Regions from separate parts of the Homo sapiens genome. Here region 2 is linked to region 1. The links are chromatin contacts, found by Hi-C or POLR2A ChIA-PET in ENCODE. All regions are on one chromosome and are shown on one strand. The core of a region is the stretch at or near the end of the contact, and the rest is flanking DNA. Distances in the headings are between cores, read along the strand shown.

Evidence for each region. Hi-C counts contacts between places; a loop is a spot of excess contacts on that map. ChIA-PET counts read pairs that join two places held with the same protein, here RNA polymerase II (POLR2A).
Region 2: a loop to region 1 is called in a map of heart left ventricle, with 3 times the contacts of the local background. The contact joins two enhancer-like sites. A Hi-C loop is called at or near these places in 4 of 168 maps with a recorded cell type or tissue (ascending aorta, heart left ventricle, ovary and 1 more). POLR2A ChIA-PET finds 5 or more read pairs at or near these places in 1 of 52 experiments (WTC11).

What each region holds. Positions count from the first base shown.
Region 1 is chr15:87,946,215-87,953,097 of GRCh38, reverse strand. The region is part of intron 14 of NTRK3 (neurotrophic receptor tyrosine kinase 3); the gene reads left to right. It overlaps MIR11181 (microRNA 11181), which reads left to right and starts at 6,830; the gene lies at 6,830-6,883. Within about 2 kb of position 3,782, at least 9 of the 41 ENCODE cell types and tissues checked have a DNase peak (open chromatin) inside an H3K27ac peak, as active enhancers do.
Region 2 is chr15:88,011,658-88,018,540 of GRCh38, reverse strand. All of the region lies in intron 14 of NTRK3 (neurotrophic receptor tyrosine kinase 3), which reads left to right. Among named protein-coding and RNA genes, the nearest start is that of MIR11181, 69 kb to the right of the region's middle. Within about 2 kb of position 2,884, at least 5 of the 41 ENCODE cell types and tissues checked have a DNase peak (open chromatin) inside an H3K27ac peak, as active enhancers do.

The sequences.
Region 1 (6,883 bases), core at 2,533-5,032:
CTTGGAAGTCAGCTCAGAGGATGTGGTGGGAAAACACCTGGCAGAGTGAGTGGGCTTCGACAGGGGGAAGCATGGATCCAGGATCGCGGAGGCCTTGCGGAACGAATCTGCTGGCTGCGCTGAGCTGTGGCTGCCCACGCGGAGGGCCGGCGTGGCTGGGACTCGCAGGCCCTGGCCTCCGACCTTGTTCCCCATCAGATACAGGGTGAGGGCCAGAGCGAGAGGCTTAGAGGGGGCGGCGGGGGTAGGGCAGGAAAGGCGGGGGTGCCTGGCAGAAGCCCTGGCTCCGGGAGTGGGAGTGGGGAATGGGAACATATACCTTGAAAGGGGCCCAGCGTGACCTCTCGGGACTCCCGGACAGTCTCCTCAGTCTGCGGAGGGTGGGCTTCAGAGACTTCCAAAAGAGTCTGATGGAAACGGTGTCCAAATGCAGAGGTCACGCGGAAGGAGATGGTGCCGGGAATAATGGAGTGCGCACAGGGTGAGCCGGCGGCCAAGATAACTTTGTGTCACCAAGGGCTCCAGAGGAAGCCTGTGGGAGCTGGGCTGAGTTACGGAGGGACGGGGAGCTGTCTGTCCCCGGGGCAGGGAGAGGAGGTGGGGGTTCGCAGAGAGGCTGATCACCAGCGCTCCACTGCACACCTGAGGGAAGACAGGAAGCCCCAATGGGGCAACCAGAGCAGCCCAACAGAGCTTCCCTGCTGTGCAAGGGCAAGAGCCCTTTCATGGGGGGCACGTGTGTGTCCTAGGAGCTCACGACTAGACTGGATTTTAAGCACGTTAGGAAGAAGAGGAAAGAGGAGTCTTTCTTTTCTTTCTTTCTTTCCTTCCTTCTTTTCTTTCTCTTTCTTTCTTTTTCTTTTCTTTTCTTTCTCTTTTCTTTTCTTCTTTCTTTCTTTCCTTTCTTCTTTCTTTCTCCTTCTTTTCTTTCTTCTTTCTTTCTCCTTCTTTTCTTTTCTTTTCTTTCTTTTGAAATGGAATCTTGCTCTGTTGCCCAGCCTGGAGTGCGGTGGCGCCATCTCGGCTGACTGCAACCTCTGCCTCCCAAGTTCAAGCGATTCTCCCACCTCAGCTTCCCGAGTAGCTAGGATTACAGGTGCGTGCCATCACGCCTGGCTAATTTTTGTTTTTTTAGTGGAAACTTGCTTTCACTATATTGGCCAGGCTGGTCTCAAACTCCTGACCTCAGGTGATCTATCTGCCTCAGCCTCCCAAAGTGCTGGGATTACAGGTGTGAGCCACCACACCCGGCCAAGTCTTTCTTGAAGAAAGACCCTTAGGGTTAAGGACCCCACATGGGGATTCTAGTTTCTACATTTCCGTGGACTTCGGGCCTGCCTTCCATTTCCTTCAGAAGCAGGGCATCACCTTCTCTCTGGTGTCTGAGCCTTCTGCTTTAAGCAAGAGTAAAGTTAGGCTTTTCCACAGAAAGGCCTCCCAAGTCTCTGTGGAAGGACTCACTGGGTGACCTGTTCATTTCCTAGGGTCCTTTGTGCATTAACTAAAATCCTTTCCATCAGTAAGTTCATTGCTGGGGGAAAGAATGAGGGTAAGCAGACTTCTTCAGGCCAGCAAGCTTTTCTTCTGGAACCTGGTGAATGTAGGAAGTCTAAGGGCTCGGCCCATGTCCACAAATGAACTGGAATTTTATGCCTTAGTATAACTAAATCCTATCACATAAAAATTGAATGCTGGTCTTTGCCAACACCACTTACTCTCTCTAGTCAGGCAGCAAGGTTGTTTTGAACTGGTTTCCTCTGAGCTGCCCAGGAGGTGAGCTTATGTAGGGGGCAACAAAATAAGCAGAGATGGTCCTAGGACACCTATTTTTGCATAAGGAATAGACATTCTGAGGAGAGAAAGAGAAGATCAGGAAATGATCTTACGGATAACACAGGATTATTTCCCGTGTTGGGGATTGGGTTGATTTCTACTAGTGGAAGTGGGGACGGGTACCCCAGATGGAGGAAAGCTAGGACACAGATGCACAGCACGAGCTCACATGGTTGCTCAGAGGACAGTGGATGGCCAGCCTGTCCATCTGTTGGATCTATTTAATGCATTTATGAGGATAAAGCCTGGGGATTTGGGCCAGGTTATCAGAATTCTCAAATATCAGACTAAAAACTGTCCTGAAGACATGGATACTCTATGTTAAGGCCTATTGAGCACCTACTGTGTGCCTCCCAACTGTTTTAAACACTTAATCTCTTCATTTAAAGATATCAAAACTCCATGCAGTAAGCACTTTAATAATAACCGTAACAATAATAAGGGAGAATCCTTGCAGGTTTGAGCAGAGAGCAGGTGAGAGGAAGAAATTGGCATATTCCTTCCCGAACTTTTATGGGCATTAGCTCCTTCGACACGCTCCAAATGTACGACTGTACACATGATTTCACTGAATCCTCATGGCAAGTCAATGAGGTGGATATTTTCTTAATTTCGCTCATGAAAACAACATTTGAGACTGGTTTAGTAAATTGCCAAATGCGGCCTCTGAGGATGTGTCCTTGAGTGTGAATTTATACCCAGTTCTGTCTCATTCCAAAGCCATGTTCTTTCTCAGTCCCCTTACTCTGATCCTGGTGTTTGCTCCCAAGGTCCCCTTCCTGTCCTTTCTTCTTTTCTTCGTGTCTGTTGTATTTTGGGGGGTGCTGCTGCCTCTCTTTTATAGACCAAATGATGCTCTTTCTCCTTATTCTGCCTGAAGCAGCTCAGTTTTATCTTGGACCCATGGTTGTAGGTAGCTGTCAAGGTCAATGGTGTGTCCTGCAAATGGGTGACTGGGATCCTCTGGTCTCCCCTTCTACGGTTCACCCTGTGGTCCTCACAGGTGTTTCTCTTCCTGACCTCAAGACTTTCATCATGGAGCTGCATCTCATGGCTCCAGTGCCCTGCAACCTATGTCTTGGCCCAGAATTCTGGTGCTGGAAGGGACAGCCTTTAGCACATTGTGCTCTGCGTGTTCTGGTGAGAACATGACATCACAGGGACGGCTTGGGGGACAGAGCCAGATGCCAGGAATGAGAGGCCAAGGCAGCATTCCTGGGTAGTAGCTGGAAAGGAAGGGCCTCTGGGGAGATTGAGAGGTGGGATGTGACCCTCATATGGGCACTTTGAAGAGGGTTTGTCACTGTCAGGCCAGAAGAGGCAGAGGAAGGAGGGGGCCCAGCAAGTTGTCAGAGGGACACATTCTCAGTCGGAGCCTGAGATTCATCTTTCAGCACCTAACTTCACAATTCCAGATGGCTCTCCTTGGGGAGTTCTTTTTCTCTTTATTCTTGGCTCAAGCAGTCACTGCTTAATGAGAGCCAGAGGCACTCTTGCCACGGGAAAGGCCAACAGAATATAGAGACCAGGAAGTGGGTATGAAAGGGCAGGCGTACTGTGGTAGGGAGGCTGATGTTGGGAGCCTGGGTGTTGGTTGGTGTCTGAGCTCATGGCGGTGGAGCATGGTGGGGTAGCACTGGGGAGCAGGGACACTTCTGAACTTCAGCCTCAGCTTCTGAACTTCTTGTGTCAGGAAATGTGAACTGGAAATTGCCCCAGAACAGACAGTCCTCTGCTGATCCTCTCTCTTCACTGCTTCCAGAAACAGCAGGGTGTCTTATTTATATGTTCATCTTGGTGGGAACACAGTGTCTCGGTGTCCTAGACTGCTACCTCTAGCCTAAGGGTGCACACGTGCCCCAGAGTGGGACCTGCTGTTTGCTGAGCTTCTTCAGAGCTGACCACGGAGGCACTTTGTTTAGAAGTCTGGGGAGCCGGAGACTGAGGGTTAGGATGTGGGTCTCAGTACTTTCCTGGTTCAATACGATCTTGGTTCCTCGGGCCATTCTCGGAGCCAGGACATAAATAAGTCTGTTCTTAGGAACTTCCTGGCTCTTTTCCCATTCTCACTCATCTTTCCTTTCTTTTTGCCACTCCCCCAGATTCCCTTCTTCCTCCCTCTTTGCAGTGTTTTCCCTGCTAAAGTCTCTAGCAGTGCTTCAGGGGGAGTTTTAATTTATTTGCCCATTCATCATATAGTTAGTGGGTACCTACTTGGTCTCAGGCCCTGTGCTAGGCCCAGCCTACGAACTTGAGCAACACATGCCTTTTGACTTTTGGCCTTTTGACTTGTGCAACTGCCAGCACCCTTCAAAGCCTCTTTGTAAAAATGTCAAACTCTGAAAAGAATGTGTGAGGGAAGCCCTAATCCAGAGAAGGCCTAGGGACGAGGCATGGACTGGCCAGCAGAAAGATCCAGGTTCTTATTCTTAGGTAAAAAATCCTGAGCCAACCTGGTCCCAGGGCAGCAACAGGAACAATCAGGGCTGGTGGTCATTCAACCTGGAATCCATTCCCAAGTCATTGTTACCCCATTTGACTAATCATTTTTATTTTTTATTTTATTTATTTATTTTTGAGACAGAGTCTTGCTCTGTCGCCCAGGCTGGAGTGCAGTGGCGCAATATCAGCTCACCACAATCTCCGCCTCCCAGGTTCAAGCGATTCTCCTGCTTCAGCTTCCCAAGTAGCTGGGATTATAAGCACATGGCACTGAGTGCGGATAATTTTTGTATTTTTAGCAGAGATGGGGTTTCGCCATGTTGGCCAGGCTGGTCTTGAACTCCTGACCTCAAGTGATCCACCCACCTCGGCCTCCCAAAGTGCTGGGATTACAGGCGTGAGCCACCGCACCTGGCCTTGATTACTAATTTTTAAATTCTAGACCTCTAAAAAAATTCTGCAGAGTTTTTGTCTTAGATCTCCAGCCTTCAAAATGTCTTCTCTTAGAAAGGTCCTTTACAGGAAACCAGGAGATCCTCTTTTTTCTCCTAGTCTATAAATCATCCAGGGATGGCTCTGCAGGAGTGGTGGTTTGAATAGTTTAGCCATGCTCTACTCTTCTGTCCAGGTGGAGAACTGACTGGGTTGGCTGGAGACCCCTACAAAGGGCCTGTAGCTGGCCAGGGCACATGTTTGTCTGGCTATGCTCTTATGCAATACCTTATGCAATTAGCTCCTCTTGCTTGCCATTCATAGAAGGCGTGAGGTGAGACCCAGCCAGGAGGCCAGGAGAAAGTGTGAGGGCAGTTCTTTGAGGGCTGGCAGAAATTTATATCTTGAGCCCAGGCAGGGCCCTGCCCTCTTGGTGGTCTCCTTCCCCCTCAAAGGTTCAAAGCTGGCCCTCTTTCTCCCTCCTGCCACTTCAAACACCCAGAGTTGGAGCTCCCAGAATGTTATTCTTTTCCATTTAAAGACATTCCATTTCATGTGTAATTAAATATGTGGTATTGAATTAATGTTTTCTTCTGAGCCTTTTTGGCAGCCAGAGACCCTAGGGTCTGGTTAGTGCAGAGAAAACACACGCTTCTCACAGATCCTCCCTTCCTCTCCCTGTTTTCTCTTCCCCCTTCTCTCCTGCCAAGAATCTCCCTCCTCCCTCCTCCCTCCTGCGTGTAGTCACGCTCAGGACTCACCTTGTAATGGGTGAGCCTGAGGTCCTGGAAACTCTGTTTCTGGGTGGGGCAGCAAGGTCTTGGGTTTCTGCATTCTGGTGCTGGCTTTATCTTCAAATGTCATCCTGGTGGCTCACATTGAGCTTAGGTGGTGGCAATCAAGGGTAGGAAGAATAGGTTCCAGGATAAAGTGACACACTCTCTCTTTACAGATGTTATTGGTTTCTACCAAGTACTGATGCCAGTGCAGAAAGCAGAGCCTCTCTCTGAAGTAGGGGTTGCAGGGGTTGAAGGGGGCTGTCATGATTAAAGGATGTCAAGGTGGCACAGTCTGCTCAGCCCAGCCTTTAGAGTCCCACAGGACACCTCTAACAGCTAGGGGATCTTGGGCAAGTTACGTAACCACCTGGAGCTTCAGCCCCCTCATCTGTAGCACGGGGACAGCAACATATTGTGTTTAAGAGACTTGTAGGGCCGGGCACGGTGGCTGATGCCTGTAATCCTAGCACTTTGGGAGGCTGAGGCAGGTGAATTACCTGAGGTCGGGAGTTTGAGACCAGCCTGGCCAACATGGTGAAATGCCATCTCTACTAAAAGTACAAAAATTCACCAGGTGTGGTGGCACGCACCTGAAATCCCAGATACTCGGGAGTCTGAGGCAGAATTGCTTGAACTTGTGTGGCGGAGGTTGCAGTGAGCCCAGATTGCGCCATTGCACTCCAGCCTGGGCGATAGAGCGAGATTCCATCTCAAAAAAAAAAAAAAAAAAAAAAAAAGAACCCACGAAAGACAGAGCTGTAAAGGTATCATGTGCTCAGCCTGGTATCTGGCTCAGGATAAGTGCTCAATTGATGGCAGTTATTTTTATTATTAATAAGGGCACAGAGGGATAACAACGAGCTAAAGGAGCAGTGCAGAGCGAGATGGAATCCACAAGGGAAAGATCTGTGAGGTCTCAGTGATGAGGACAGGAACTAGTTAGGAACTGAGTATCAACATGAGCCAGGGAAGAGGGGAGGGCAGGATGGTTAGGAGCTGCCACCAGGGGCCAGCCCTCAGGGCTGCTGGTGGTGGCAGGGGACTGCTTCTGAGCCTCTTAAGTCAACACCTTCAGAGAAGGACTGTCTCAGTCCTGTCCACACACGTGGTCCCCAAGACAATAATTAGCCAAAGCACCGAGGTAGCAAACAAGTTTCTTTTAAGGCAATCTGAGTGTGACTGAGTGCACACACTCACCTTTGGGGACCGAATTTGCTGCTTGGCATACAGCAGGATAACTGTTATTTATAACCACCGACCCTGGGAAATCGGGTTTCTCTCTACTGATCAATGCCAATCTTGAGTTGGTGGCTGTCTCTGCCTTTTGATGTCTTTATTCCACTGTCTGACCAACCTCCTCCCGCAAACTGTTTTGGCCTCTGAAGGAGGAGGAGGTC
Region 2 (6,883 bases), core at 1,635-4,134, 66 kb before region 1:
ACTTTACAGATTAGGCATTTCCTAGGGAAGCAAGGAAGTTAAGGGACTTGCCCAAGGTCATTTACTGGTCAAAGGTAGAGCCAGGATTCAAACTCTAGAGTTTAGGAGCATGCCACTTCTACTAACCTGGGATACCCCCTCCCACCGTCAGCTGACTTCCAATTCACCCACACCCCCACCTTTTGGGAGATCTTGGAGACTTTCAGACAGATACCAGTTTGGGTGACCCATGGTGCTCACCAGTGAGGCAGCAGAAGGCAATTCCTCTCTAGCACTTTAGCTCCTATGTAGTCATCCCCCTCCGTGTGTCCACCCCAGGAGGCTCTTTGGAGCTTCAGATCCCCATGAGGCAGGCCTCCCAGAAGCAGGGTCCAGCTAGAGATGGGCATTGGTGGTGATGCAAGAGCTACCCTTGAAGGAGAAGAGCAGAAGTCCTTGGATCCAAGTTGACCTATTTTTGGCCGAGTCTCCTTTTATCCTGTCGCTGGTGGATCTGTAGCTTGATTTGTCACCCAGATTGTGGCTGGGCCTCTCAGCAGGCAATGTATAAGCTTCTGTCCCCAGACCTAGAATTGCTGGTGATATAGCAACTCTTCGCATTGGATTCTGCTGAGTCGAGCAGCCCTCATGCCACTGGTAATGAAGAAGTGTTGGGATTAAACTCCTAATGGCTCATTGATTGGTTGAATTATGCTCAGTGTAATTCTGAAAATAGATTTTAAATATGTGCTTGGGGATTTGTGGGGATTTGTTACTTAGGAGCTTTAACTAAATCATGGCTGGTTTGACAGAGACATCAACACAGGGAGCCTGTGCCTGGGATGTGATGTTCATCTCTGGGTGACCCCTCTCCCCCTATTCCCCAAAGTCAGGAAAATGTGCTGGGTGGGGTGGCTAGGGGTGGGATGGTCCCCCCTCCCTTCACATATATTCCTTTGTTCAGGTCTTGAGAAGGTCAGCTTGGTTGAACCAACCACTGCAAACCCCTCAATATTGCTAAGGTGAGATGGAGACATCACAGGTTCTGGATTCTCCCTTTTATTTCCTCTGAAGTTAAGAGCAGAAGTTGTCTTCTTTCTAACTCCAAGCTTTCACTTTTCCTGGAGCTGCCACTCTGGGGAAGAACCAAAGGGGAAGCCTTCATGGATGCTTAGCTAATCAGCCTTTTGGCATATTCTGGTGCCGTCTTTTCCTTCTGCATCCTTGTATCCTAGGTCTAAAGGGGGAGCTGTATGAAGGGTTCCTGGTCTTGGGCTGAGCTTCTAACATCCATGCTTCTTTTGGTGAATGCCAAGTTAACTTGGAGACAATAGAAAAGCTAATGAAGGCCCCTCTGTGAGGGAGCAATCATTAGAAAATAATAATCAGAGACCTCCCAGCACACCCCAAATCACTCACCTTATATTTCTTTCCCTCTGGTCTATCAGAAACCTAAAATGCCTCCCATTTTTGGTGCAAGGTAGATCAGAAAGAAACAAGGGATGTTGTAAGTGAGGCTTAATGAGGCAAATTTGAAAGATGCAGTTAGACCATATTTCCATGGGGAATTTGGTCAGGGGCTTTTTTTTTTTTTTTTTTTTTTTTAAGCTTCGTCTCTTCCATTTTAACCTCTGTCTGAAAGGGTATATTCCCCTTCCCTGGGATAATTTATACTCAGCCAGTCTTTATGAAAGAAAAAAAAATATCCCCAGAGAAGGGAGGAAGTAAAAACAAAACCTGGAAGAAAAGAAAAAAAAATGACACTCTCCTCTAATAAAGAAATTACTGACGTTCTACATTATGAACTGTATTAATTTTTAATGGCTGAGAAAGGAGTTGATTTATAATGCATCCTTCCCGGCTGCAAAGCCTGTCCCCAGCTAATAAATAAATGACAGGTCTCTTGTATTAAAAGTATCCATCATCTTACAGTGTTGGAATGTAAATGGTGAGAGGCATTGAATGAGAGGCCCCTGGGAGGGGGTGTGCCCTGCTGTGCCCAGCTGGAGAAGAGCCTGCCATAGCATTCTGCTTAGTTCTGACACAGCTTAGCCCATTCCTTCATCTTGTTTTCAGCAAAGTGATCCAAATAGCTGCAACTCTTACGGTCCAGGAGAAAGTTCATAAGAAAAGGTGATGGGCCATTTAGGAACAATTCATGATGTAAATTTAAATTCCTGGTGTTTAAGCAAAACTGTCCATGGCTTCTCCTTACATATCCTCAGGGCTTCCTCATTGGCTTCCCATGCATCTCTGGGATTATGTGTTCAGTAGTTCATCCTTTGATGGTGGTCACAGCTCTGGTTAGCCTCTCTATGTCTCTTTAGAAAACAGACAGAACACCTAACATTTGTTTCTGGTTTCAAAGTAATATACAATCACTGAAAATATTTTGAGGAAAATCCAGAAAAGTGAAAAGAAGAAAATAAGAATCATCCCTAATGCCACCCCAAGTGATGAATGCATGACATTTTGCCTTATATGCACAGGCTAATAACATACGCAGACATGTACACATCAACATGGACATGTATAGCACACACAAATGAGATCATATTCTGCATACGGTTTCATAATCTGAATTTGTCATCTAGTAGCCTATCATAGACCTTTATTTCACAATGCCACTATTTTTAATGGCTACATAATACGTGGCCAGGCTATATTCACATTGGAGCCGCTGTAGAGCTGGCGATCAGTCAATCAAGATGCATTCCTTCGTTCTTCATTACAGTGCCAACTCCAGAATAAACATAGTGCAGGAGAAAAACTGAGTACAAAGATGATTTTTGCACAGAGCTCCTAATCTTGGAGCAACTACTATGCTGCAGAGTCAATGCAGTGAGGCTGAGAGATGAACAGAGTGGCATCATCCCCGCATGAGGGAGTCCACACTCCAGCTGGGGAGACAGGCCAGGAAACAGTTCTGGAGATATGAGCATAATGAGATGCCTGCCACAGAGACCCTGCAACTAAAGGGCCCAGTGTGCTTAGAGAGCAGTGGCTTGTTTAAATTAGGGGAGCAGAGGCTTGGGTAAAGGCTCCACAGAGGGGAGAGTGTTTGAGCTAGGACGCTGCGGGGAAACTTGGACTGGCAGAGATGGACAGGAAGGGCCTTCCAGGCCACCGTAGCAGTAGCAGGAGGCAGACAGGGGGCAGGGTTTGGTGGGGGCAGGGCTGGAGGTGAGTGACCAGAGAAGGACTCCCTCCCGGGGTGGAGGGAGCAGGTCTTGTTGATGTATTAAATAGCATAGCTTATTGACACAATAATTACGAATTTATTCGTAGAATTTGCACTTACATAGTCCAGGCCTTTGTTTATCACGCTTGTCACTGTTTCTCAGAAGTAGGTGATGACTAGAGGAGTGAAGAAACTATCAACACTGTAATAAAAAAGGTAAAACAAAGTAGCAAGTTATTCTCTCTGAATTTAGGGACAGTTCCAGGCAGACATAGAGAGACCCCTGTTCCAGAAAGAAGAGAAATGAAACACTCACTGAATATACCTTTCAGCACAGGGAACGTTATGTAGAAAATGAGAGCGATCTAGCAGTTGCTGCCAGCAGGCTCCACTCCCTCTGATTTATTTATATTGTCTTCATAGGCTTATAAAAATGGAAGTTTGCCTAGATTTGGAGACTAACATTTCTATCCTTTCACATATGAATTTATTTCTTGATTTGTTGTGCATATTTCTAAACATAGATCGACCAATGACTTTTGCTTTTGGAAAAATAAAAAAGAAAATCTCGGAGCTGGTGAGAAGAGGAATCAGAGACCGTGTTCCTGCAAAGAACCTGCTCCGGTGTTGCCGGAGAGGTAGGCGGGGAAGCATCCAAGAAGCATTTATTCCTTGAGCACCTGAGAGAGCCTGTTTTTTTGGCAGGTGGAAAAGTGGCAGCCCAAGATCAAGTCCTAGCTGGTCTTGGTTTTATCACCAGTTAGTTGCAGTTGCAATATGATCCTCGCTTATATTTTTGCCTTCAAATCTTGGACCCAAAATTATTCCAGCAATAGGAGTTGGCTGAAAGCTAAGTTTTTCCTTTCCTGCTCTTTAATTCTCATTCACTTAACTTCCTTGTAGAACATAGAAGTTTTTTTAATCTGAAAAATATCTCAGAGATCCAGTGAGACTTATCTTTTCGTTTAGTAGATGAGGAAACTGAGGGCCAAACACATAGTTCAATGATATTAAACTGCATAAGGATTTGGAAGAAGGAACAGGTCTAGGACCAATGGCTGTTGTCTCATGTTTCTCACTCCTGAAACTGTAAGTGGAAATGCAATCTTTTCATTTTCCCCAAAGTTGATGTTTTTTGTTTGGGCCATTTAATAAGGAATGTCTGACAAAAGTGAACTGTCTGACTCAGGTGCAGTAATTGCCACAGAAATTGGTTTTGGTGTCTTTGGGGAATTCTGCAGTTGAACCCAGAAGGCATCCTTATCAAGTAGCGTGTTCCAACACTTTTACAAATTCTAAGAGCCTCAGATATCACTGTTTTCCTTTGGAGCGATATTTTGTTATTTTAGTAAACTTTCAAGGGGCACTGCCACTTTGCTGCACTGGCTTCCTAGTGAGATACAGTGTTACTATCTTAAGTCTTTTTTTAAAAAAATTGAGACAGGGTCTCACTGTATCGCCTAAGTTGGATGGAGTGCAGTGGTGTGATATTGGCTCACTGCAGCCTCAATCTCCTGGGCTCAATCTGTCCTCCCACCTCAGCCTCCCAACTAGCTGAGACTACAGGCGCACCACCACGCCTGCTACCTGGGCTCAGTCAATCCACCTACCTCAGTCCCCCAAAGTGCTAGATTTATAGGCATGAGCCACAGTGCCTGGCCAAGTCAGGCCCTGCTACAGGATTTTTTGTACATGATCTGAAATGTTGTCTGCACTTGAAGGATCTCTTAGAAGGGTGTCTGAGTTCCTACTGGCATTGAAAAGGAAGGAAACTTGAAGCTAGGCATCTGTTTGATTCCCAGGCTGCTTTCATGTTACTTAATGCTGTCAGATCATAAAGGGAATTCATTTCTATTCCTCAACTTCTAAATAACTTCACACGATTTACAGTTGACAAACAGCACACTGGGACTCTTCTTGCATTTCATTGTTTCTGTGGAAAATTGGTTGATAGAGCATCACCAAGTGTATGGCTTCTTATCCTCAGGCATTTCTTCCACCAACACTGGCGATGGTCCACTGTGCACAGAGCTCTGGGTTAGAGAAGGAACCCTGTTCCTTTTTTCCACAGTTCTGTTATCTGGTTACGCTCTGACCTAGAGGAAGATGCGGGTATGATTTTAAACAGTCTTTACCAGTGCACGGTTTCACCTGCTGGTAGTGGGTCTTTACCAGTGCACGGTTTCAGCTGCTGGTAGTGGGTCTTTACCAGTGCACGGTTTCAGCTGCTGGTAGTGGGTCTTTACCAGTGCACGGTTTCAGCTGCTGGTAGTGGGTCTTTACCAGTGCACGGTTTCAGCTGCTGGTAGTGGGTCTTTACCAGTGCACGGTTTCAGCTGCTGGTAGTGGGTCTTTACCAGTGCACGGTTTCAGCTGCTGGTAGTGGAATTTCAGAAGACCGTTGTTCTTCGAAGTCAGGGGTTATCCAAGTGTGGTGTGCAGACCAGCAGCATCAGCATTAACTGGAAACTTGTTAGAAATGCAAATTCTCAGGATTCACTTCAGACCCACTGAATCCGAAACTCTGGGCATGGGATTCAGCAGTCTGCATTTCAATAAGCCCTCTGGGTGATTCCGATGCACATCAAAGTATGAGAAGCACAGTATAAGATATTGGTGTAGTTTCCTTTTTCCCCCGATCAAAAATATCTGAAGAAGCTGAGAAGTGCTTCAATATAGTTACTAATAGTGCATTATAAAACATTTATTTATTTAGTAAACATTTATTGAGCATCCATTAAGTTCTAGGTTCTGTATTGGGTGTTAGGAGCACAAATAAACCAGCAAATGGCTCATTCTGCTGTGGTTGTTTTGGTATGAACATATAGAAATACTTTTTTGTGACAGTGATATAAACAAGAGGTTCTCAGCCTCATTCTCACCCTGCCTGTGATTTCCGTGCTATTTCTGGGCCTCTCCAAATGGGCAAGTTTGCCAAAGCTCGGGGTCAGAGTGTCCTGAGTGAGAAGGAGGATGTAAGCAAGGCGCAAGAATGAGCCATGGCTGGGGGAATGTTGCCAGCTCTGCATTTTATTTGTGAATAATAAGGAAGGAAGTGAGAAGGTTTGTGTTTTAGGTTGTGTTAATACGTTTCCCTTATGTCAAAACCACCAACTCCTAGCACCCTGTCAAAATGGCTGCACTGAAATATCACAGTTCGTCGAGGATCTCATTGTCTTATAGGTTCGTGGAGGATGTAGAGATGGCAGGATGGCAGCCAAAGAGCTGAAGGTGGGATTCTGTGAAGAACAATGCATGCTCTCTCCTTCATGCTGCACAAGGCCGTAGGGTACAGGGTGGGTGAGCTCTGTTGGCTTGAACATTGGAGCCTAGACTTGCTGCTGTGCTCTCTCCCCATGTTTCTGTGTGTCTGTCATAAGGTGGGACTAATGGGAGGATCTGCCTCACTGGGTCTTCGTGTGTGTTAAATGAGGTAATGTACGTAAGGGATTTGGAATAGCTGCCTGTGTTTAGGAAGAAATGGCTCACTTCTGGCTGTCAGCACTATTACCATAGTCTGCCTTAGTTATACTACAGAAGAAATTCACTTCTGCACTACTGGGTCACCCCAGTGGCAGGCGAAGGGAGGGGCAGTATCTGGCTGTGCAGACTTTCCCTGACATTACTGATAAATCAACTTTCCCATAGAGTAATGTGCGGTGGGAAGTGTCTCCCCATGTAGAAGCTGGTGTCCTATTGTGCTGACGTAATTCAGTGGCCTGC